Linked DNA regions of Homo sapiens: all the other regions are linked to region 2. Evidence: chromatin loops called from intact Hi-C (ENCODE). Cell type or tissue: IMR-90. All regions are shown on one strand.

The links. Peaks named below come from ENCODE experiments on the same cell type or tissue, not always from the same donor. Only the 100,000 strongest peaks of a DNase experiment are listed, where the experiment ranks them.
Region 1: a loop joins it to region 2, with 9 times the contacts of the local background. A loop is called at or near these places in 38 of 110 quality-filtered maps.
Region 3: a loop joins it to region 2, with 4 times the contacts of the local background. A loop is called at or near these places in 49 of 110 quality-filtered maps.
Region 4: it touches region 2 in a loop (4-fold over the local background); 27 of 110 quality-filtered maps call a loop at or near these places.
Region 5: it touches region 2 in a loop (3-fold over the local background); 50 of 110 quality-filtered maps call a loop at or near these places.

The regions. Positions count from the first base shown.
Region 1 is chr10:103,066,687-103,071,686 of GRCh38, reverse strand. CNNM2 (cyclin and CBS domain divalent metal cation transport mediator 2) reads right to left here. Exons shown (of 8, transcript NM_017649.5): 5 at 2,965-3,058. Among named protein-coding and RNA genes, the nearest start is that of NT5C2, 120 kb to the left of the region's middle. In IMR-90, CTCF peaks have their summits at 1,887 (motif pointing right) and 3,549; a DNase peak (open chromatin) is centred at 1,906.
Region 2 is chr10:103,242,711-103,247,710 of GRCh38, reverse strand. RPEL1 (ribulose-5-phosphate-3-epimerase like 1) reads right to left here and starts at 1,824. Exons shown (of 1, transcript NM_001143909.1): 1 at 1-1,824. The coding sequence starts at 1,714. The coding sequence ends at 1,028. RefSeq lists an enhancer at 2,906-2,955. In IMR-90, a CTCF peak has its summit at 2,846 (motif pointing right); a DNase peak (open chromatin) is centred at 2,870.
Region 3 is chr10:103,084,570-103,089,569 of GRCh38, reverse strand. CNNM2 (cyclin and CBS domain divalent metal cation transport mediator 2) reads right to left here. Exons shown (of 8, transcript NM_017649.5): 8 at 1-5,000. It overlaps NT5C2 (5'-nucleotidase, cytosolic II), which reads left to right. Exons shown (of 19, transcript NM_001351169.2): 19 at 1-1,532. Among named protein-coding and RNA genes, the nearest start is that of NT5C2, 110 kb to the left of the region's middle. In IMR-90, no CTCF peak of the experiment used is centred here; a DNase peak (open chromatin) is centred at 3,039; H3K27ac peaks cover 1,813 bases.
Region 4 is chr10:102,727,523-102,732,522 of GRCh38, reverse strand. It overlaps SFXN2 (sideroflexin 2), which reads right to left. Exons shown (of 12, transcript NM_178858.6): 4 at 3,994-4,092; 5 at 3,129-3,204; 6 at 2,715-2,800; 7 at 740-800; 8 at 305-371. Among named protein-coding and RNA genes, the nearest start is that of WBP1L, 14 kb to the left of the region's middle. RefSeq lists enhancers at 2,203-2,975, 2,976-3,750. In IMR-90, a CTCF peak has its summit at 3,091 (motif pointing left); a DNase peak (open chromatin) is centred at 3,062.
Region 5 is chr10:102,832,531-102,837,530 of GRCh38, reverse strand. It overlaps CYP17A1 (cytochrome P450 family 17 subfamily A member 1), which reads left to right and starts at 118. Exons shown (of 8, transcript NM_000102.4): 1 at 118-466; 2 at 2,139-2,277; 3 at 2,517-2,746; 4 at 3,409-3,495; 5 at 4,323-4,538; 6 at 4,851-5,000. The coding sequence starts at 170. CYP17A1-AS1 (CYP17A1 antisense RNA 1) reads right to left here and starts at 4,855. Exons shown (of 2, transcript XR_428804.2): 1 at 4,660-4,855; 2 at 3,027-3,354. RefSeq lists a promoter at 1-158. In IMR-90, a CTCF peak has its summit at 2,411 (motif pointing left); a DNase peak (open chromatin) is centred at 2,400; H3K27me3 peaks cover 1,278 bases.

The DNA.
Region 1 (5,000 bases), 180 kb after region 2:
TCTATCAATACAATATGAGCATTCAGTTGCAGAAATGCAAGTCGGTATGGTATTATAGAAACAAAACAACACACACTGCTTTCCAGGAAGAGGAATACAGGGAGGCCAAGATCAGGAGAAATCCTACCCACGAGTTTGTTACTAACCAAGAAATCTCTTAAGCCACTAATAACCAATTGGGGTTGATAGCTCGAAACCTGCTACTCTTAAGGGCTTAAATCACCAGTAGCTGCGCAAAAGGGGAGCTCGATTAGTCAACTGCCCTAAGAGCCTGACTCAAACCGCTGGCGCCTGCACCCCAATACTCACTCACTGCACAGCCTACAGCTCCCCATCTGTGCAACTTTAGCTCATTTTAATTTTGACCTGAAGCTTTGAATTGTTAGGAACGCTTTCAAATCTCAACATAGAGGAAAGTAAGTAAAGAACGCATACACAGATTTCCTGGGAATGCAGACCAGAGTCATCCTCATCACCACTTACTCACTGCCCCATCAGATTGAAAAGTCTCAGAACATGAAATGTTGAGCAGGAATCACACCTCTGGGGCAGGTAGGTCTTAAGAACTGATTATTGTCGGTTTTCCCCAGACAGCGAACATCAATAAACAGAAACTTTACCTTGTGATATCTGTACTAACTGTGCCTCTCAATGAATATACAAAATCCCAAATCTTAGTTGTAAAGTTAAGTAAAATACTAGGCTTTGGAATAGGTAAGATGCCATTAATGAAATTCCCCCCCCGCTTTTTTAGTTTCAGATGGATTCTCGCTCTGTCACCTGGGCTGGAGTACAGTGGCGTGCTCTGCGCTCACTGCAACCTCCACCTCCCAGGTTCAAGCGATTCTCCTGCCTCAGCCTCCCAAGTAGCTAGGACTACAGGCATGTGCCACCATGCCTGGCTAATTTTTGTATTTTTAGTAGAGATGGGGTTTCACCATGTTGGCCAGGCTGGTCTTGAACTCCTGACCTCAAGTGATTTCCCCTTCCTTTTTAGCAGTTCCAGACTCAGAGGGCTGCTCACCACATCCTCTTCTAAATGAGACTTGTCCTTCCATTACAGTTCAACAGGAACTGCGCTGGTATTTATGTTTCAGGAACCAGTAATTGGTAGAAATGTACAACCCACTCCTAGTTTATTTTCAAAGCCATCTTATAAATCTGGTTCTGCTCACCTGGGGCTAATTTGAGGTCAGCTGCCAAAACTCATCACAGTCAGGCACCTTTCTACTATACTCACATTTCCCCTCATGCTTTCAAGGGGACGAAGCACTTGTGTGAGGATCACTGCATCCTAGTCTTCTAATAATCACATGAGCTGGCATCATTATATCCTCTTAACAAGGATGAGACCAAGGGCCTCGCTCAACACCACACGACCTGCCTGTGATGGAACTGAAGCTATAACCCAGGTCTTCTCATGCCTAGGTAAGAGCTACCCTGTCTCTCTCACTAAGCAGTGAAAACGAAGGTCACCTTCAAGTTTACAACAGAAACCTACTCATTAAGTAGGGTCAGACAGGCCCATGTTCACAGTGGGTGTTGGGTGTTGGTCAGCAGTTGACAGTGGGGACACTGTGCCTCCAGGACTCAAACACCTGCACAAGGATAGTGAGAAGGGGCATTTGGGGCAGAGGAAGTTTAGAAATACGACAGAATTCTTGACGTCTCAGTGACTTTCTAACTGAAACATCTTTGGGTTCCTCAGACTACTGGGTGGAGCAGTCGATGAAGACCAATGTCACAGAAACAGTCTTGTCTGGAGGCATCTCCTCCCCTTGGAAGCCTGGCTTTCAGGAATTCTTTTAAAATGGGTTATTTTTAGGTTTGAGGTTTGTAAATGAAGTTTCCTAAAACCGCACATCATTTGGTGTTTTTGCCACAAGGTGGCACCCCAGCATCTCTGTCGACCTGCCCGACCTGTTCGGGCTGCCTCAGGTATTAATAGCAAGCGTGTGCGCTCTGCCAAGCAGCGCCATCCCCAGAGGCCAGCAAGCCACCAGGTATCTATCTGTGTTCATGTCTGAGAGCACATCTGGCTGGCTGGCATCTTGGAATCTTGTGTTCAGAGAACTGTCAATCCCCCATGGCCACCCACCCTTAACTGGCTGACTCGCCTGGCCAGCTCTCCAGACAAGAGCCGGCCACAGGCAGTCAGTATATAGCAACAACCTCATTCGTCCTCAGAAACATGCAAATTAAGACCTCCCAAACTGCTAACATTTAACAGACTCAACAATACCAAGTGCTGGATGCAGAGCAACCGGAATTCACACAGCACAGGTTGGGAGTAAGCAGGTACATCAGAGCTGAATCCAGAGGCACACCCTCTGACACGTAGCGCCAGTCCCAGGTGCGCACCCAGCAGAAATGGACACACACGTTCACCCAAAGACATGTATAAGAATGTTCAAAGCCACATATTGACAGTAGCCCCAGACGGGACTACCCCAATGTCTATCAGCAATGAAAGGACACGTGCACTGCTGTGTATTCACACAGTGGCATACTAGACATGGCAAGAGGAAATAGTGTGATCACACACAGCAACAGAGGTGATGTGACAAGCACGACACAGAGAAAGGAGCCAGCCTCTGTGTAACACACACAGTGTCTCCATTTATGCAAAGTTCAAAAGCAGGCAGAATTAGGCTGAGAAGTCAAGAAAGCAGTTACTCTGGGGGACCAGTGACTAAAAGGGAGCGTGATGGGAGTTCTGTGGGGCTGGTAACGTCCTGTCTCTTGGTCTGGGTGCCACTTTACACGTGTTCAGTTTGTGAGAATTCATGGAGGTATATACTTAGGATTTGTGCAGATTTTCTGCATATATGATATACTTCAAAAAAAAAGTTCAAAAAGGAAGTGAATGGGGTCAGCTGGCAGATACAGAAAGCAAGATGAAAGGAGAGGGGCCTTACTTCCTAACACGTGGTCCTGCCCTATGCGGCTGGGAACCAAACATACCTGGAGAGGCTGTCAGGGCCATCACGCCATAGTATGAGAAGGCGCTCGCTTCAAACTTCATACCTTCTTTCCCAGCTTCAACTTCCACTTTCCCCTGTGGAGAGAAAAGGCAGGTATTTTCAGTCCAGTTGCAAAAGCCTACTGGCACACTCTGTACAATATTTGGTCCTTCCTTAGATTTTTGTCTGATTTCTTTTCCCAACACTATCGAGGGAGTAAAGCTTCAGCTCATCTTTCCCACTGAGAGGAGGGGGCTCATTCGCTTTAAATATGAAAACTGGATTTGGCTGATTATACAGAGGTGACAGTGTAAATGTGATGTTTATTTTTAAAATAATTCTTAAATTAAAAACTTAAAATACAGTTTTCTTTGTAGAGATAGATCTCCTTATGTTACCTAGGCTGGTTTTGAACTCTTGAGCTCAAATAATCCTGTCTCACTGTCTTGGCCTCCCAAAGTGCTCCCAAAGGGATTACAGGCGTGAATCACTGTGCCTGGCCTGTGATGTTTACTTTCTGTGAGTCCACTTAGTATCTTCCCAATATCTGTAGTTCTTGGATTCTTCAGGAGGCCTCCAGCAATGGAAAGGTGGTGCTCTTGCTCCATCAGTGGGACCAGCACCAAGATGATGCTGGGCGATGGCTGCCTAGGCTGTCCAAGGAGCCAGGGCCGGGGCTGAATCAGGGTCAAGGGCCGACATGGTTTGTGGCCATGGAACAGAGAGGAATAACCTGGGTAGAACCCACTCTGTCTCACGAGCACGGTGTCCTGACCACTGAGCAGACCCCTCGCAGGCTGGTAACTTGCTGTCTACACTCCTGGAGGCACTTAAATTCCATGGGATTTTTCTCCTGTCTTGGAAAAGCAGTTTGAAGAAAGTCTCCTTCCATTAAAATAAAGTTCCCCTCTCCTCCCCCTAAGATTTTCCCTTTTCTTCACTTTCGCTAACTTGTCGACAACTTCTTCTTTACCTTGATGAGTTCTTTTGGGATAGAGTGTCTTATTCATCCCTGGAACCCCAGGGTCCACTATAATCCCTGCATGGTAGGTGCTCATTGTGTTTTCTGGGCTACTGAAATGCTCTAAGTCAGTTTCACTTCTAGTTTCTCAGGCCAAGGGTCAGAAATGCTCTTGTTCCCATTACTACAACTGTGTGAGGCATCCTTTACAATGGGTGAACAAAAATTAAGATGCCATGTATTGAAAAGGAATTGTGCTAACACATCAGTGTTTTATGAATTCATTTAATGTGCACAACTCGATGCAGCAGACAAATCATTGCCCTCCTACAAATCAGGGGAGGGGGGATCAGCAAGATTTAGTAAAGAACAAGCTCTTCATCAGGATGCTAGGAGGCTGGGAGCAGTGGCTCATACCTGTAACCTCAGCACTTTGGGAGACCGAGGCAGGCAAATTGCTTGAGCCCAGGAGTTCAAGATCAGCCTGGGCAACACAGCAAGACCCCATCTCTACAAAAATTAGCCAGGCATGGTGGCGTGCACCTGTAGTCTCAGCTACTTGGGAGGATTACTTGAACCTGTGAGGCAGTGAGCCATGATCACGCCACTGCACTCCAGCCCAGGCCACAGAATGAGACCCTGTCTCAAAGAAAAAAAAAAAAAAAAGATGCTATGCCACCTGATGCAAACTATCATTTTATATTAAGTTTCCAATTACAAAAGGTCTTTCTTGGGCCATAGCTTCAGGAGAAGAACTACTGCCTCTCAGGTTTTCCTGCTCAACAGAAATGACAGTTCACCAGTCCCTAGCCAATTATCTTGCCGTATAAACTTACAACTCCACCCATGATATAAAATCCACCTGCAAATGGGCAGGTGCTACAAACCTTCCCCACACAGGCAGGGCCCTAGAGATGACACTGTGGAGTCGGAGATGACAGCCGTCATCCCCCACGGGCTGACCATGCAGCAGGGACAGGCGAGCACATGAGAAGCAACAGCCCACATGGCACACAAGAGCTCAGCATGAGGAAAAAGACATTGGGAACAGAAGCTCCCAGAAAAATCTTACTTCT
Region 2 (5,000 bases):
GGGGACAAAAATATCTGCTTTATTATTACCACTTACTTATAGAGGTGATTTACAGATTTAATGAGAATATATCAAAGTACTTTATAACTCACAAAAATATAAACTTATATAATGCTATCTACTTTGTATTGAGCATATTCTAAATTCTGGGACTAGTACTAGAAACTTTACATATATAGTGTTACCTCTTAATTCTCAACACAACCCCACAGTTGTTATAATTACATTTAATGTATAAATGACTTCAGAGAAACACAAAAAAGACTGGGTGATTTGTTAAAGGTCCAGCTAGAAAAGGGCAGTCAGAATTCAACCCAATATTACTTCCATACAGAGGTTTTTACTTTTTCCTTTCTACTCAGAGCTAACACAACAGCATTATTTAACGTCCTTAAGAATGGTGGGGAGGAATCACTGAATAACCTGCTTTGACAAAAACACCCTGATAAAATCTATGCTTGTATTTTAGAACCCCTGGGTTTCACGCATTGTTTTTATAGTTTTTACACATTAAGTGTAAGGTGAAAAGTGATAGATTTTAAGAACCAAGAATATGGTATGCCATCCCACCCAAACTTATAAACAAATCACAAATAACATGAAATAGAAAAAAGCCATAAAGACTTCCTTTGCTTTTGGAAAACAGCTGAGAAACAACAAAATTCTTTTCAGAAGTACAGACAAAATTTGTTTTTGTAGTGTAGCTAATATGCCCTCCTTAGGCATTAAGACACTTTTCTGTTTGTAACCTTAATGCAGCCGTATTTTTACTCTTTATAAAAATCAAGTCTCTCAATAAAAACAGTATCTTACTCACTAATCATTAAATTGCATCACTAAAAATGTAGTTATACACACCAATTTCTGACCTCTTAGAATATTCTGCACAATCAGTTTTAATCACTGGAATGAATAACTGCTCAAAAAAGCAGTACAGCTTCAATTTCATGATGATTTGGTAGTCAATATTCCTGTTTTCCAGTAAAAGGGAGATTTCATGAACAGAAACATTGGGCTCCTTATGGTTTCATCGATCAAGAGAACGTTTCTGAGCAGCTTCTGAGCAAATATTTCTTAATAGGTTGATCACAGATCTGGGGTCTTCACTCCTCATAATAGCACTGCCAGATACAGTCATGTTAGCTCCTGCCTCTGCACACTTATGGACAGTGTCAGAACCTACTCCACCATCGCCCTCTATATCCAAAGATGGGAACTGGGTCCTCAACCAGTGAACCTTTGGCATCATATCTTCCATGAATTTCTGCTCTCCAAACCCCGGTTCCACTGTCATAACCAAGGCCATATCTATTTGATTAGCCCATGGTGCCAAATACTCAACTGAGGTTCCTGGTTTGATGGCAAGGCCAACCTTCATCCCATTCTCCCGAATGTCTTTAATCAAAGTCCCTGGGTTCTCAGTAGCCTCGAGATGAAAGGTGTACTGATTGGCTTCTGCTACAGCCATTGGCTTTACCCACTGTTCTGGCTTGGACACCATCATGTGCATGTCAAAGAAAGGGTCCTGGCCTAGCTGCTTTCGAAGGCTTTCTACCACAGGGTGACCAAAGGTGATGTTGGGAACAAAATGCCCATCCATTACATCCAGATGCAGATAATCGGCCCCAGAGTCTAGCATCTGGAGGCACTTGGCCCCTAAATTGGCCAGGTCGCTGTTGAGGATGGACGGGCCAATCTTGCAGCCCGACGCCATACCGCTGGCTCCCAAGAACAAGTTACCCCACGAGTCCCCGGCAAGACTAGAGCCCACTTTTTTTTTTTTTAAAACCAGGAAATTCTACCAAAGAACCACAGTTTGGCCAGGCACAGTGGCTCATGCCTGTAATCCCAGCACTTCAGGAAACCAATGCAGAAGGATCACTTGAGCCCAGGTGTTTGAGACCAGCCTAGGCAACATAATAGGAACCCGTTTTTACAAAGTAAAAAATTTGCCTGTGTGATGGCACATGCCTGTGGTCCCAGGTACTCGGGAGGCTGAGGCAGGAGAATTGCTTGAGCCGGGGAGGCTGAGACTTCAGTGAGCCATGATTGCGCCACTGCACTCCAGCCTGGGCGACAGAGTGAGGCCCTGTCTCAAACAAGAGACAGAAAACAAACAAAAAAGAAACCCCGAAACATAGTTTGGAGAGAACTATATAATAGCAGTCAAGTACAGGCTGTGAATTCTGTAGGTTTAAAAAAATGGTGAGGGATGGCCAGGTGTGGTGGCTCACGCCTGTAATCCCAGCACTTTGGGAGGCCAAGGCAGGTGGATCAGCTGAGGTCAGGAGTTCGAGATCAGCCTGGCCAACATGGTGAAACCCTGTCTCTACTAAGAATACAAAAATTAGCTGGGCGTGGTGGCACGTGCCTGTAACCTTTGCTACTCGGGAGGGTGAGACAAGAGAATCACTTGAAGCCGCGAGGTGGAGGCTGCAGTGAGCGGAGATAATGCCATTGCACTCAGCCTGGGTGACAGAGCAAGACTCCGTCTCAAACAAACAAACAAAAATGGTGCGGGATACCCTGGGAGGCATGGTTCAGGGATCCCTTCTGGAAGAGTTGGATATGAGAAGGTCTGAAGATTTAGGGTTTGGAAGAGGCACCAGTTGGAAGGTGGAACAGCATAAGCAAAAGCAGTAAGAGAAAGTTGAGAGCACAGAGAGGAGACTGACTCTTCCATCGTCAAGGGACTGGCCTGGGGAGTGTCTTCAGCGGGGAAGGAAAAATACCCTCCCTGGCCGGGTACTTTGGGTTTTCCTCACATTCTCGGCCAGCTCCTGATCTTACCCAACCAACCCCAGGAGCACCCCAAGCAGCAAAGACTCTGCACGTTTCATGACTACCACCAGGAGGCAGTATGGCCCAACAACTTGGAGCATCAGGGTTCATTCAGTTCCTAGTTTGTTCCAAGAGCTGATCTAGGAGCATGAAAGTGTCCACCAATCTAATATTTGTGGAGCACTTTGCATGGAGTTTTCAAAGTACTTTAACCCCGGTGATCTGATAGAATACTAACTACAACCCTGTGTGGTCTCTATGTGTTGGTATTATCTACCTAGAGGAACCGATGTTGAGGATTTAAGTGAATTATTCAAGTTCATTTAGACTGTGCGGGAATCTGAATTTGAACCAAGGGCCAAAATCTCTACCTCGTGCCCTCTACTACAACTTACTGCCTTTTGTTAAGGAGACAGGAGCATACAAATATTTAGCATAATAATAAAAGCTTATATTAATAACTATTAAGAACCAATGGCAGTTTCAGTTTGATAAGATGAAAAAATTCTGGAGATGGATGGTGGTGATGGTTGCACAACAATATGAATACATTTAATATCGCTGAACTGTATATTTAAAAGTGGTCAAAATGGCAATTTTTTTTTTTTGAGAGAAGTCTCACTCTTGTCCCCCAGTTTTGAGTGCAATGGCTTTATGTTGGTTTACTGCAACCTCTGCCTCCCGGATTCAAACGATTCTCCTGCCTCTGCCTCCCAAGTAGCTGGGATTAAGGCACCTGCCAGCATGCCTGGCTAAGTTTTGTATTTTTTAGTAGAGAGGGGGTTTCACCATGTTGGCCAGGCTGGTCTCCAACTTCTGAGCTCAGATGATCCACCCGCCTCGGCCTCCCAAAGTGCTGGGATTACAGGCGTGAGCCACTGCGCCCGGTCGGTTTTTAGGCAGGGTCTCACTCTGTCCCCCAGGCTGGAGTGCAGTGGTGGAATCTTGGCTTACTGCAGCCTCAAAATCCTGGGCTCAAGCGATCCTCCCACCTCAGCCCCCCAAAGTAGCTGGGATCACAGGCATGCCACCACACCCAGCTATTTTTCTGGAGAGATGGGATTTTGCTATGTTGCCCAGGCTGGTCTCAAACTCCTGAGCTCAAGCAATCTGCCTGCCTTAGCCTCCCAAAGTGCTGGGATTACAGGCATGAGCCACTGCACCCAGCCTAAGATGGCAATTTTTTTTTTTTTGGATACAGAGTTTCACTCTTATTGTCCGGGCTAGAGTGCAATGGCATGATCTCGGCTCACTGCAACCTCCACCTCCTGGGTTCAAGTAATTCTCCTGCCTCATCCTCCTGAGTAGCTGGGATTACAGGCATGCGCCACCATGCCTGGCTAATTTTGTATTTTTAGTAGAGACGGGATTTCTCCGTGTTGCTCAGGCTGGTCTCGAACTCCCAACCTCCGGTGATCTGCCTGCCTCATCCTCCCAAAGTGCTGGGATTACAGGCGAGAGCCACCGCGCCTGGCAAGATGGCAAATTTTATGTTATGTGTATGTTAACACAGTTTAAAAAATGACAACTACATAAATGGTTATATAGCATTTATTAATAACAATAGTTACTGTTATATATCACTAGCTGCCTTTAAAAGCACTTATGAACTTATTATTTCTTTAATTCTCACAATCATCAATTGAAGCAGTCACCATTATTATTCTCATTCAATAAATAATTTCAGGCCGGGCGTGGTGGCTCATGCCTGTAATCCTAGCACTTTGGGAGGTGGAGGCGGGTGGATCACGAGGTCAGGAGTTCAAGACCAGCCTGGCCAATATAGTGAAACCCCGTCTCTACTAAAAATACAAAAATTAGTTGGGTGTGGTGGCGTGTGCCTGTAGTCCCAGCTGCTTGGGAGGCTGAGGCAGGAGAATCACTTGAACCCGGGAGGTGGAGGTTGCAGTGAGCTGAGATCGTGCCACTGCACTCTACCCTGGGTGACAGAGCGAGACTCTGTCTCAAAATAAATAAATAAATAAATAAATAAATAAAAATAATTTCATCACTGGGTCTATCTTTACTCCCCTCCCTCTCCCCAGGCCCCACCCCAACCCCCTTCCCCAGCAACCCTGGTAGAGGCTGTGATCTGCACTTCACTGGTCCTTGGTTAACCAGTGTTGTAAGTGTGATAGAATGGAAAGACCATGGGCTTTGGAGTTTACTGACCTGGAGCTGATAGGGTCTCAGCTGTTTTACTGGCTGAATGTTCTTGG
Region 3 (5,000 bases), 160 kb after region 2:
CTCCATGAAAGGTACGTCTGAAAAGTTTCTGAAGATTTTATTATCATAGATACTTGTTTTGGTTTTGTGTATCTGTACTCTCTGCAGATGGTCCAAAATTGTAATGGAGTCTGTATTAGAAGAAAATAAGGGTAAAATCAGGCTGAACTGCATGTATATGGCTCCACTGTGGCTTGTGACACTTTTAAAATCATCCGTATGTCAGTGTATCTGGATACACGAGGAAAAGGAAAGAGTCTCAGAGTGGAACAAAGAGTGGGAAGAGGTGATCTGTAATGTTACAAATTGTGCTATTACTCCAAGGTCCAACTTTTCCAGTGCATTACATGGTATTGTATATCAGTGGAGAAATGTATTATTTCCATGATCAAATGTAGTCTCTGTTAAGGTCAAGTTTTCTTTTATAAGCCTTTAATTCATCCTCAGTGACTCTGGCAAGGCTGCTTCTCTATCACTGGCTTTGCACAGAAGTATGCTCTACTTGCGTTGCTTTAGGGCAGGATTCTATTTTGAGGGAAAAGACAGTATCCTTATTACCTTTTGTTTGTTTAATAGCACAAATGCTTATTTGTTATCCAAAAACAACCTCCTTCTTATCTGTGATAAATCTATAGAAAGAATTTAGCTGCAAGTGGACAAAGGAACAAGCCCCCAGAAAAGAAAGGGAAGAACTGCCTTCTTATACTACAGAACATGCATTAGTGTGGGCTATATAGCTGTGGCTCATGCTACCCAATTCCAGATTTCTTTGTCCTCTAAGAGTTGATTGCTGTATATTAAAATTGAACATCAGAGGATGGGAAGAGGGCTCTGTAAGCCAGAACCTTACTAAAGTAGAGGGCACAATCAGTGTGAATAAATTCACTTCAGAATCTCAAGTCAAGGCCAGGCACGGCGGCTCACGCCTGTAATCCCAGCACTTTGGGAGGCCGAGACAGGCGGATCACCTGAGGTCGGGAGTTCGAGACCAGCCTTACCAACATGGAGAAACCCCATCTCTACTAAAAATACAAAATTACCTGGGCGTGGTGGTGCATGCCTGTAATCCCATCATCTACTCAGGAGGCTGAGGCAGGAGAATTGCTTGAACCCAGGAGGCGGAGGTTGCAGTGAGCCAGGATTGTGCCATTGCACTCCAGCCTGGGCAACAAGAACAAAACTCCATCTCAAAAAATAAAAATCCCAATCCCAAGTCGAAATCACCTCTTGTTTTAAACAAGAATGAATCATTACTGTGTATGTTAGGGTATTAAAACTGTTTCACCAGTACAGTGAAAGTTGTTTCAACATTTTAAACAAACAGTGGTTATAGACTCTTTCTTTAACCATTGTATATTTTCTTCCATTCTTGTCATTGGTCAATAGGGGAGGGTAGATTAGCTGCTCCAGAATTCAATAAAGTGTAATATTTCTAACGGTGACTTTGACCTATTCTGTAGTACAACTGTAATAGCTATTGGTCTTCAAGTGGGTTTAGATTTGGTGACATCAGTTTGATATTCTCTTAAAGGAAATAAATATTCAAGAACTGATTATGTTCTAACATGATTATATTCATGGTGTTACATAGGCCTCAATTTTTTCACAGAAAGATTTTTGGAACAGGACTGTGAAGTGAGGCTTTTTAAAAAATTATTTTATAAGCAGAGAACACAGCCTGATAACTTAGTCAAGGATATACTGTCTGTCTCACTACTTTGGACTTATATGGCTTCAGATTAAGTCATCCAAGAAACATACATACATTCTAAATGGTATATATTGGGAATATATGCCCCTTTAAAAGAATCAGGTCAGAAATGCAATAACAATTAGACTAGACTGTTGCCCGTGTTAGGAGAATGTGTGGTCATCCTAGTTACTAATTACTCTCACTCAAGATGGAGATGTTGTCCAGTTTAACATAGTCTTAAGTTTTCTTAAACCCAAATAATTTATGAGTAGCTTATTACATCTGCAGAGCTACCTTATTATAATAGTACATTTACATATTGTCTCTTTTAGAGTAAGGACCACATGATTGCTTTGCTTTAATTTACCACTTTTTGTATTGCATCCATATAAGAGTGTCTTACTAGCCAGATGATTCCATGGCAAATGATTCTCTGGGTCCAAAGATCGGAAAGTGAAAAGCACACAGCTGGAATAAGCAACAACTCCACTGCTAGTTACAGCTCTCCGTAGGACCACCAAAACGTATTCAAGAGCTCTAGGATTCCATAAGACCCAGAGCAAAATGGTGCCTCTCTGTATATTATTCTTAAGAGTGTGCTGGGAAGTCAATGGTCCATGGGTAGGCAGGGCAGCTGTAACTGGGCTTTTTAAAACAAATTATGAGTTTTCTCTCTGTTGCCAGTAGTTAAGGAAGCTGAACTTAAAAGGTATACTTTTTTCCTTAAAAAAAAAAAAAAAAAAAAAAAAAAAAAAAATCCTGCGGAGTTTTATACCGTGAGAAGACCATTCTGCCACTTCTTTTGAGAATTTTTTCCCAGGCATTTTGAAAACACTATAGGCATTGTAGAACACCAGGCAACCCCTTCTTGGTTGCTAGACTGAACTCCCAACCTTACAGCATGTACTGACAGGTCCCCTAGCCTCCCCAGCAGTTGGTCAGTGGTACAGCAGACCCAGGCCCTGCTGGGTTTCCTTGGGCAGAGGAATTGCCCAGTACATTCATTCATCTCTGCAAAGATAGATAGTCAGTGAAAACTCTGATGGTGTACTTCAGAAAAGTTGGTCACAGCCAAGAAAGTTTAGGGTTCTATTTAGACCTAAGATTTTTCTCTTGCCATAAGCATACCTCTGCTGAGACCTAAAATAATAACGCAAACCCTTCAAGCTACCCTAAGATACTTTTAGAAGTCGTTTTTAATAGAACTACAAATCCTTAAGTCACATTAGCATTGTTAAGAAACCACTTTAAAAAGCCACATGCAGTTGCATGTCAGATTTAGAAGTATTTTGTCCATGTTTAGGTATTTCTAAATCAGATGTATTTATTTAAGAAATACTTTGTCAACAACTTTAAAGCCCAGCAATTTTTCCAAGGCTGCCTGGTCATTTTAAAATAAATACTCTGCTTATTCACCACGAATAGCCTGAGACAACTACATATTTAAGTCTGTATTAGGGTAGGAACCTTACCCACATTCCATGTTATGGAAACTATTTAATCTGTCTTTGATGGTGGGAAAAATGGTAACTATGATCTAGCTATTGCCATACAGTTAACGCTCCAATTCCTCACTGGGCTTAGTAGTTTAGGGCTCAAATACTTATGTTTCTCATGATGATCTTTAGTGGTGATCAGGGAATCCAGCTTTTCTTAAAAGTTTTTCCTCAAATAGAACAATTTCAAATGATACACAACTTTTGGGAGGCCCTGAGAGTGAAATCTCTACCATGGAGCTACCAGAGCAACCCTGCAGATAGAAGAAAAACATGCACTACTGCTAAGGAGCAGGGATGACCACAGGCACAGGCAACCAGAAAGCAGAAACAGGTGACTTCCAGAAACCCCCGCTGCCCCGTCACGCACCTCCCGTAACAAGAACGCAGCACGTCACACAGTTCTCGCGCTGCTAGGTATCTAGAAACAGCAGAAAGCAAGTCCTTTAAACAGGCAGCATGTTCATTTATAGAATGAGTAAAAAGCTTTTCTATTCTTTAACCTGGATTTCTCAACCATTTTTCCCTGTCCTCACACACAATGTCTTCATCCCAAGGCCACAACAGTCTGATTCATTCCAACAAAGGTATGTGATCTCAAAAATAAAATATATACAGAAGTTTCTCTGTAGAGCTTTAACACAAAAAAGTACTCCCCATTGAACACAAACATTTCATCTCAAACTTGCTGACTCTGTTTAAGGATGAGGAATCTATGTTTTCCAATTTAAATTTAAAACACAATGATGAATTTTGAATCTCGTCCCTTTGTTTCTTCACACAAAATAACTAGGTACAACTATGTCCCCAGATGTTCTGGTCTCCCATGGAGCTCTTCCCAAAGCCATGTCTGGCGAGGGGAGTAGACAAGGCCTGAGATAAACCTTCCCACACAAACTGGAGCCCAAGCAGCTGAGCACACATTTTTCCCACGAAAGGCAGCAATAGTCCTTCCACGTCTCACAAGTTCTTGAGATACTTGGAAAGAAGATTTGCCAAGCAAACCTTCCCCACACTGAAAAATGTTTACTCAGTGTCCAGTCTTTGAGAGAGTGTTCTCACCAGAGTTATCTTTGACTTGAGTGTGTGGGTATCTTTAAACAAGTCACTTTTTGGACCCACTGACCTCAAGTCAATGACTTAGTAGAACTGCAGTAGGAAAACTGGCCCCATCTAAAATTTCCTATCATGTGTTGGCCTCCTGTTTGAACACTGCACAGTCACTAATACCCTGACAGGAAAAGCACTTCAGAAGTCGGGCAACTAATTCTCCCTTAGAAACGTGCATCCTCAGTCCTCAGTAATCCACTAGGGGAGATGGCATGCCAGCAGAAAGTCAGAGAAAAGGGCCCTAGAACCATCCCTTTGTCCTGGGACTGCTTGAAAATAAGAGCACAGATATGAGGCCCTTGGAGGGAAAATGACAAAACCACCATACAAAGAAAGCAAAAGAGTTTATTATCCACCTAATAGAATTCAACTTTTTGGCTTTAATAAAGAATCATCTCTTTTAAATTACCTTCAAAAAGTATAAAATAAGTTTCCAGAAATCAACTCCAGGCTATAAAAAGGTCAGTTTTTAACCACTTTCTCTACAAGACCCTCTGATCAATATTTGTTTCCTCAGAAGTGCCGAGTTGAAAAACGGCTCTAGGGAGCACAATTTTTGTGAAATAGAAACCCCGGGTGCATCACGATAAAGCTTAGAAATGAGCGGATGTGTGCGCACTCTGAGGATGCAGGGGGGAGTTTTAGGCAAATCTCATCTTGACAGCAGGAAAAATTGCCTCCATTTTCCTTGGAGCATTTCCTGATTTGAGCTAAGGGCTCAT
Region 4 (5,000 bases), 520 kb after region 2:
AAACCAAAGCAGGGAATTTATTTTCTCTATCACTCTCCCTAGCACCCCACACTGTGTCTAACATTAAACACAAGGGCTTGACAAGTATTAATAAAATGAAAATAACTTTCTACCCCAAACCTTGGATGAACTGATGTTCTAGGAACTAGTGTGGTTCTTCTAGGCTTACAGCAATCAAGCAAAGCAGTTTGAGAAGCATGGCTGTAGAAGGTGGGCCCCACCTCCCACCCAAAAGCTGAGTGTGGCTGAGACCTCCACCCTGTGTCACAGGCTTCCCCAGGATGGAAGGGCTTCCCCATCTTACTCATCCCAGGAGCTGACATGGTGATCCGAGAAATAACTACTTGGGTGATGCCTATGGCCGCAGCTCTCTGAGGGCAGAAAATAGTAAGTTGTCAGAAATGATGTATCCAGTGTACATGTGCTGCACCAGGGGGCTGGGTCAGCATCATGGCCAAGTCTGAGATGGTAAAGGGGAAGGGAAGGACCCTCCAGTTGCTGAGTGACCTCACTTTATCCCCTCCCACCTAGCCAGGTTTTTATGGACCAGAAATGATGGAGAAAAGAGAGAAGGGGCCTGTTCTGAACAGAGAAACATGGGGAAAATTTGATAGGGAGTGAGGATGGAGCCAGAAAAGGCTTCTCAATCCTATATTGGTGCCTACTCTGACCACTAAGGAGGGGACAGGGTATGAGAGGGAATTCCCTCCTCCCACCCCAAAGGGAGGCCTCTGCTCACCCGGGAATGACCAATCTCATTTTCATTCCTGTCCTTCACGCAGATTCCCTTTATGAGCTCCCTAAACACAGACAGGAGTTAATGGACTTGGGAAAGGGGTGATGGAAGCCTGCCAGCCACATGACATGCCAGGGGACCAAGGCCAGGCCACTTAAGCTCCAGGAAGCCACCTCCTGTAGCCTGGGCCTTTGACCTTCCTTCTGCACTCCAATAAGCAGTATCTTAGGAGTGATCTAGGGCAGTGGCTGAGAGCGGTGGCCCTGGGCCCGGACTGTCTGGGTTGAGTCCTGAAACTGCAGGGGATGTGTGTGACCTTGAGCACAGTCTTTAACCCTCCCAAAGCCTCAGTTTTGCTTATCTGCAAAATGGGGATCATCCTGGCACCCACTTTACAGGACCTGGTAAGGATTAAATGAGATAATGGCTATGAAATACTTGGTCCAGCACCTGACACACAGTGTGATCACTCCACAAACAGTAGCTACTCTAGCTATTCCTTTTTTTTTTTTTTTTTTTTTTGAGACAATCGCACTCTGTCACCCAGGCTGGAGTGTAGTGGCATGATCTTGGCTCACTGCAACCTCCATCTCCTGGGTTCAAGCGATTCTCCTGCCTCAACCTCCCCAGTAGCTAGAATTACAGGCATGCGCCACCATGCCCGGCTAATTTTTGTTTTTGTTTTTTGGTTTTTTTTTTGTGATGGAGTCTCACTCTGTCACCCAGGCTGGAGTGCAGTGGTGCGATCTTGGCTCACTACAAGCTCCGCCTCCCGGGTTCACAACATTCTCCTGCCTCAGCCTCCCAAGTTGCCGGGACTACAGGCACCCGCCACCATACCTGGCTAATTTTTTGTATTTTTTAGTAGAGACGGGGTTTCACCGTGTTAGCCAGGATGGTCTCGATCTCCTGACCTCGTGATCCGCCCACCTCAGCCTCCCAAAGTGCTGGGATTACAGGCGTGAGCTACCACGCCTGGCCCTAATTTTTGTATTTTTAGTAGAGATGGGGTTTTGCCATGTTGGCCAGGCTGGTCTCAAACTCCTGGCCTCAGGTGATCCTCCTGCCTCAGCATCCCAAAGTGCTGGGATTACAGGCGTGAGCCACCGCACCCAGCCCACCCCAGCTGTTCTTCTCAGGCCAGTTCTTGACAGCACTCAACTCAAGCCCCGGTAGGTGGCAGGGACTCATTCTCCTGTTAGGAAAGGGCCACTGGATGGGGAAGGAAAGATGAATGGAGCAGCATGTGTGCACAACTATTCTGGTAGTGCTTCCTCTACAAAGACTAGTGTGAACATTTTCCATTTGTTGGTAGTCCCAAGAAAATGTGGCTTGTAGATATTGATGATGATGACAATGGTAGAAATAACAGTGAACACTTATGTAGCATCTCTTATGTTCCAGGTGCTATTTTGAGTGCTTTACATATATTACATCATTAAAACCTCATAACAGAGATTTCTCTAGTCAAGAAATAAGAACTGTGAGACACAATGAGTTTCTCCTTTACCTTTTCTCCTGAAAAGCTTAGAGTTGGGTGCCTGGAAAACTTCTGTCTACTCCTCTGGCTTCTTTCAAAGCTTCTGGGTTCTATGCTATCTTTAGACACCTCAGCCTGCTACATTTCATTCTGTATGCCATCCCCAGGGCTTGGGAAGTAGGAGGAGTTCACAATTTTAACACAGGTCCAAAAGGACATGATCCAGTGTAAAACTCCACAGGTCCACCCTGTCTTTCCCATCCCACATCACCCAGGAGAGGACTCCCACGGGACTCAACACACGGCCTAACCCAAAGTCACCCACCACTCCCGGGGCCATCACCATGGGAGCTGCCAATCCCAGGGCCCTTCAGAGGCTCAGCCCAGCAGCCCTCCCCATGCCCACCGCAGTCCCCAGAAGCCACCCACTGCTTTGGTTTCTTGCCCCTTTTCTGCTAATCTTGTGGTTTGTAGGGAGAAAAAGGGGCCTTTACTCACTGCTGTCGCATCATGGGGATATTGACACAGTTAGCCGCAGCCACAGCGGCAAAGGGCACCCAGCGGCCCACCAAGGGCGGCGCTTTCTGTTGGGGGAAGAGAACAGTAGGAGTTGTTCAGAAGCGCTGGAAGATGGGAGGGGAGGGGGCTGAACGACTAGAATACAAAAAAGAAAACTAGGCCTTGCTACCGCCACACATCCAGACACCCAGTCTGGGAACCCCAAACTCCCTCAAAGGCCCAAGAAGAACCAACCTGGGGACGGCCCTGGTGTATTTCTCATCACTTGGCCAGCCGGGCTCTGGCCATTCCCAACTCACCCAGCCTGGGGAACTGTCCCTGGGGGAAGGACGTTTTCCCTAGGACTCTGCTGCCCCCGCGTGGCCACCATGCTGCAGCGGCCCCAGACCATACCTTTGTCAACATGTTCATGCCCACAGCCGTGGCCACAGCAGTGGTTGTGGCTGTGAAGTAGGAAAGGGCCATCTGCCTGGGGGAGGAGAGAGATGCTTGGGAGTGGGGCCCCTGCCGGCTGAGGGCCAAACCACGGGCTTCAGGGAGAAAGTCGGCTGGCGAGGCTTCGTGCGTGAAAACCGCACAGGATCTGTCCCCAGCCTTATCTTGTGACCCTCTCCCCCTCACTCACAGTGCTCCAGCCCCCTTGGTCTTCTTTCAGTACTGTGAACATGCCAAGTTCCTCCCTGCCTCGGAGCCTCTGCACACGGCTGCTCCCTATGCGGGGAGGTGTTCCCTGGGCTCTTGGGTCATTCATCCCTCATCCTTCAGGACAGTTGAAATGTCGTCTTCACAGATGGGACTGCTCTAAGTGGCCTAACTACACAGACACCGCTCTGCTGTTCTCTGCCTTGCAACCCTGGTTTTCTGGGTGGTTTTTTTTGTTTGTTTTGAGACTGATCTTAGGCAATCTGCCTGCCTCAGCCTCCCAAAGCGCTAGGATTACAGGTGAGAACCACCGTGCCTGGCCCAACCACATGTCTTAACAATGTATCCCAGCATCTAGAACCATGCACATCCCCAGCACATAAGACACACTCAAGAAGAAATATTTAGAGAATGAATGAATAAACACATTTGGAATTGGTCTAGGAAGAAGATCCACCCCTACTCAGCTTGAGAAAATATTTCCAAACCCTGGGAAAGGGTGACTTGGTCACCTGCTCAGTGCAGGTGCTACCCAGGAAGGACTGACAGCCCAGAACCCTTTAGAAAAGCTGTTCGTGGGGAGACACGAGGACAGCCTGGGGTTCAGGTCTCCTACCTGACTGATGTGGGGGAAGCCGCATTCCTGTTGGTGTAGTTGACTAAGGCATTGAAGGACTGGTTCACCCACTGCCAGAAGATCACCGCCGGCATCGTCCTACCAGTGAGGAAGGCCAGGAGAGGCAGAGAGAAGTCAGATGGCAGGGAGTCCTGAGGGTATGCCAGTCAAAGCACATGATCTGCAGGTCCCCACACTGTTCCCATACTAGTTTTTTATTTTTATTTTTTTGAGACGGAGTCTCACTCTGTCACCCAGGCTGGAGTGCAGTGGTACGATCTCAGCTCACTGCAACCTCCGCCTCCCAGGTTCAAGCAATTCTCCTGTCTCAGCCTCCCAAGTGGCTGGGACTACAGGCACACACCACCACGCCTGGCTAATTTTTGTATTTTTAGTAGAGACGGGGTTTCACCATATTGGTCAGGCTGGTCTTGAACTCTTGACCTCAAGTAATCCACCCGCCTTGGCTTCCCAAAGTGCTGGGATTACAGACATGAGCCACCGTGCCCAGCTTGTTCCCATACTGTTTTATGCACCTGGGCTTCTGCGCAGGCTGGCCCCTCTGCCTCAAATATCTCCCCCTCCTCCTTCCATACATGGCCAACCCTGCCCTGTTGAGAGGGATCACTTCCTCCATGGAACCTTCCCGACCCTTTCCCTGCCCCTCCTGAGACAGAGTAAGTCACTCCATGCTCCTGCTCCCACAACCCCATGTTCTTCCTCCAACCTACCACTTACCAAGCTGTACTGTAACTGTTTACTTCTTGGTCTCCTCAACAAAACTGGGAGCTCCTTGACGGGAGGTTACTGAAGCCTTCACATTCCCAACACCCGGCCCAAAGCCCAGCTCAATAGCTGAACCAATCAATGCGTGGGGTGGGGGACGCAGGGGAGGAAGGAAGAGGTAGGAAGAAGAGTCACATGTCCAGCAGCTACAGAGGCAGTCTATTCTCTCCCCAACCAAGCCAAGAAAGGGACTTCCTATTGTTTTGTTTGGGTGTTACATA
Region 5 (5,000 bases), 410 kb after region 2:
TGAGCTCAGGCCTGGCTGGGCTCCAGGAGAATCTTTCCACAAGGCAAGAGATAACACAAAGTCAAGGTGAAGATCAGGGTAGCCCTTTAAAAGGCCTCCTTGTGCCCTAGAGTTGCCACAGCTCTTCTACTCCACTGCTGTCTATCTTGCCTGCCGGCACCCAGCCACCATGTGGGAGCTCGTGGCTCTCTTGCTGCTTACCCTAGCTTATTTGTTTTGGCCCAAGAGAAGGTGCCCTGGTGCCAAGTACCCCAAGAGCCTCCTGTCCCTGCCCCTGGTGGGCAGCCTGCCATTCCTCCCCAGACACGGCCATATGCATAACAACTTCTTCAAGCTGCAGAAAAAATATGGCCCCATCTATTCGGTTCGTATGGGCACCAAGACTACAGTGATTGTCGGCCACCACCAGCTGGCCAAGGAGGTGCTTATTAAGAAGGGCAAGGACTTCTCTGGGCGGCCTCAAATGGTAAGTGGTGCCCATCTCCTCCCTGCCCCCTTCACCACCCCCTGGGATTGTTCAGGTCTTCAGACCATGCCTAGAATGGGGCTTCCAGCTCCAACAACCTGTAATTCTTCCCAAAGTAGACTAGTGGGATGATGTGAAGGGAGTGAACCTTCAGACCCCCACCCAGCCTCTAAATTAGGCAGGAAGAATTAAAGGAATGTCTCCTCTACCAGGCTGCCCAGGAGGTGGGATGGGAGGACCACAGTGGTCTGAGGGGTCAAGGAATCCTCACTCCACTCCTCTCTCTGAGCCTAGACTTCTCTAATGGACTGAGAAGGTGCATGTACAGCACTTAGCCTAGCACCCAGCACAGTAAGTGCCCCTTATACAGCCAGGATTCATGTTACTTTTCATGGAAAATGGGGGCAGTGACTACTGTCCTCCATGAAAGCTGCTGGGGAGAATTAGCCTAGCTATTGCAGGCTGGGATTGCTGCTTTCCTGGTGCTATTTCCAGCTACTCAGGCTCACAGGGGCAGTTTTCTACAATGACATTTCAGGGTTGCTGATGAGCCTCCCACTCAGCAGGGCCCCCAGCCTCTCAGCATTTTTTTTTTTTTTTTTTTTTTTTGAGACAGAGTCTCTCTCTGTCGCCCAGCCTGGAGTGCAGTGGCCAATCTCAGCTCACTGCAACCTCTGCCTCCCGGGTTCAAGTGATTCTCCTGCCTCAGCCTCCTGAGTACCTGGGACTACAGGAGCATGCCACCATGCCCGCTAATTTTTTGTATTTTTAGTAGAGATGGTGTTTCACCATGTTAGCCAGGATGGTCTCGATCTCCTGACCTCGTGATCCTCCCACCTTAGCCTCCCAAAGTGCTAGGATTATAGGCGTAAGCCACTGTGCCCTGCCAGCCTCTCAGCTTTGATCAAGCCAAGGGTTGGTTTATTTTTTCTTGGACCAATCAGCCAGGTCTGCTGACCAACTACCTAGCTCCCACCTCTGCTGGCTTCCTCCCGGGGGCAGAGAAGATGGAGAAGGCTAGTCATGTGGATCTTCAGGGTCAGGAAATGGAAAAGGGAGGCTTTGGACCCTTTTGCTTTGGGGGGCACCTCTAGGAGGAGGCGGCTCGGCCCAAGTCCAGACTGGGTAGACAAAACATCTGCACTCTCCAAATGTGGGCTTGTGGCTGGGTATGCAGGCTTGCAATGGAAGGGTAAACCTGAGTGAGGTGAGCTGTGCCTTTAGCTCAGCTAAGGGCTCAGGGAAAAGCAGAGATCTGTGCAGTCCTCAGCCTCTACAAGCTCACCTGCTCCCTACCCTCTGGACAGGCATAGTTTAGAGAGTTTATCCCATCCAGAGTTGCCTTCCTGTGGTCAGAAACTGATGAGCAAAAAGAAGCCCAGAGGGCACCCTGTCAGCGAAAAGAACCCCAATGCTGCTGCATTCTAATTAAGGGTTCTTTCTTTCTCCTTGATCTACTGTATTTCTGAAGGAATTGGGAGTAGGAGGCCTTAGGGTCTGTCCTACCAAGTCCTTGCAGTCATGGTGGAGTGCAGTGGGGCTGTGCCCACATGGGAGTCAGCATGCCAGGTACCTGCCTTCTCCTCCAGGAAGGAAAGCAGGGACCAGAGGTGTAAGGGCAAGAGTGGGGTGGATGGTGTGAGATTCCTACAGCCTTGCCTGCTCTCTAAAGGCAACTCTAGACATCGCGTCCAACAACCGTAAGGGTATCGCCTTCGCTGACTCTGGCGCACACTGGCAGCTGCATCGAAGGCTGGCGATGGCCACCTTTGCCCTGTTCAAGGATGGCGATCAGAAGCTGGAGAAGATCAGTGAGTGCCAGGCTGGCCCCTGGGGCTGGGGCTGGATCCCACAGGAGCTGCTGGAGGGAGAGGAGGGTTGGGCAGGGGTAAGGGTTAGGACTAGAGCGCAATGCAGCCTTTTCTTGGCTACTGCTGCCATCTAGTGGCCATCTGCTATCTGTCCCCCGCTCCTGTTAAGAGGCAACTGGTACAGAGAGGGGGTAAGGGTGCTGATTCATTTCCCACCCTCATGCCCCCTCTCCCTTCAGTTTGTCAGGAAATCAGTACATTGTGTGATATGCTGGCCACCCACAACGGACAGTCCATAGACATCTCCTTTCCTGTCTTCGTGGCGGTAACCAATGTCATCTCCTTGATCTGCTTCAATACCTCCTACAAGAATGGGGACCCTGAGTTGAATGTCATACAGAATTACAATGAAGGCATCATAGACAACCTGAGCAAAGACAGCCTGGTGGACCTAGTCCCCTGGTTGAAGGTGAGATGCTGCCAGCCCTGCCTTCAGGTTCTAGTAGACCCTGACATTGTCCCCAATCTTCCTTCCTTTTTACTTCCCTGCTCCAGCCGCAATGACCCATCTTTTTCCTGATTACCTCCGCCACCTCTACCTCCTCTGCCACTTAAAACCTTTGCCATTTCTCTGCAGAGATAGATTTAGCCTTTTAATTATGCACCTTAGTACTCCAGATAATGACCTTCATTTCTTTTCCAATTACCATGTGCCAGTACTAAGCATTCTATACGCATTCATCGCTGAATTCCCCTTGGAAGTAGGTTTTATTATCCCCATTGTGCAGGTGAGAAGCAGGCTTAGCGGGGTTAAGGAGCTTGTCTGAGCCTTCAGGCTCATGTCTCTCTCACTCCTAAGGGCTGGACACATAGCAGAGTCAGCGCTTGATGTTTGATTGAATGGGGAAGGAGAGGTGGAGACCACGCCCTCCTCCCTTGTTTAGAATTGTCTTCGTCGTCATGATAAACCCGTTCTGTGTCCCCATCTTGCCTTCCATTCTGGCTGAAGGTCAGGGGTGGAGTAGGAACTTCCAGAGACAGAAAGCTAAGATCCGCCTCCAGGAGAGACTCTGGCAGCTGGAGAAGCAAAATGGAAGAAGGGTGGATTTAACATTTCTTTTTATTTCCCAGATTTTCCCCAACAAAACCCTGGAAAAATTAAAGAGCCATGTTAAAATACGAAATGATCTGCTGAATAAAATACTTGAAAATTACAAGGTAGGTGATAGAGCAGAAGAGAATATGAGTTAGGCTAAAAGTAATCACAAGAGCAGGGTGGAGTCCATTCTACACACTGTAGAAGCTTCAAAACCAAGCAGAGAACCTGGCACATAGTAGGTGTACAATAAAAACTGACTTAAGGGCTGGGCGCGGTGGCTCACGCCTGTAATCCCAACACTTTGGGAGGCCGAGGTGGGCAGATCAATTGAGGTCAGGAGTTCGAGATGAGCCTGGCCAATATGGTGAAACCCCGTCTGTACTAAAAATACAAAAACTAGGCCAGGCAAGATGGCTCACACCTGTAATCCCAACATTTTGGGAGGCCAAGGTGGGCAGATCACCTGAGGTTGGGAGTTCGAGACCAGCCTGACCAACATGGAGAAACTCTGTCTCTACTAAAAATACAAAATTAGCCGGGCACGGTGGCGCATGCCTATAATCCCAGCTATTTGGGAGGCTGAGGCAGGAGACTCACTTGAACCCGAGAAGCAGAGGTTGCAGTGAGCTGAGATCATGCCATTGCACTCCAGCCTGGGCATTGCACCAAGATTCTGTCTCAAAAAAAAAAAAAAAACTGACTCAAGGAGTTGGGATCGAAAAGTGAGGAACTGAAGAGGATCCTAGAAGAGACCTAACCTCTCCACCAAATTTAAAGAGGGCCCGGGGCTGCCTCCTACCTCCACAAGTTCGTAGGTCCTGCCCAGACTTGCTCTACTTCCAAGTGGAAGGAGCCTTGTTATCTCTAGTCAGGGACAGAAGTATGGCAGGAGTGTCACAGATGGGGCTCCTTCCTTATTAATGTCTCCCAACCTCACCCAACCCAGGAGAAATTCCGGAGTGACTCTATCACCAACATGCTGGACACACTGATGCAAGCCAAGATGAACTCAGATAATGGCAATGCTGGCCCAGATCAAGACTCAGAGCTGCTTTCAGATAACCACATTCTCACCACCATAGGGGACATCTTTGGGGCTGGCGTGGAGACCACCACCTCTGTGGTTAAATGGACCCTGGCCTTCCTGCTGCACAATCCTCAGGTGTGCTTCCCCCTCATTGATCCTAGACCCCAGCCAGCCCAATCTCTGGGCTCCAGAGAAAGGGAGAGCCAATTCTCTCAGGCTTTCTGTGCAGGAAGACTAGGCCTGCCCTGCTCCTTACCCAAGCAGTAGTTGGCTTTGACCCCAGAGTAGAGCTGCCCCATCTTCTGGAAGCCGGGCCTGGGCCCCAGAGCCACTACTGGGAAGGGACTGGACAGGCTCTTCTCGATGTCACAGTTGGATTCTTCTCTAAGCCCTTGCTTCTCCTGGGCTTACACACACTAGTCACCTCCAACCTACTCTGGTCTTCAGGTGAAGAAGAAGCTCTACGAGGAGATTGACCAGAATGTGGGTTTCAGCCGCACACCAACTATCAGTGACCGTAACCGTCTCCTCCTGCTGGAGGCCACCATCCGAGAGGTGCTTCGCCTCAGGCCCGTGGCCCCTATGCTCATCCCCCAC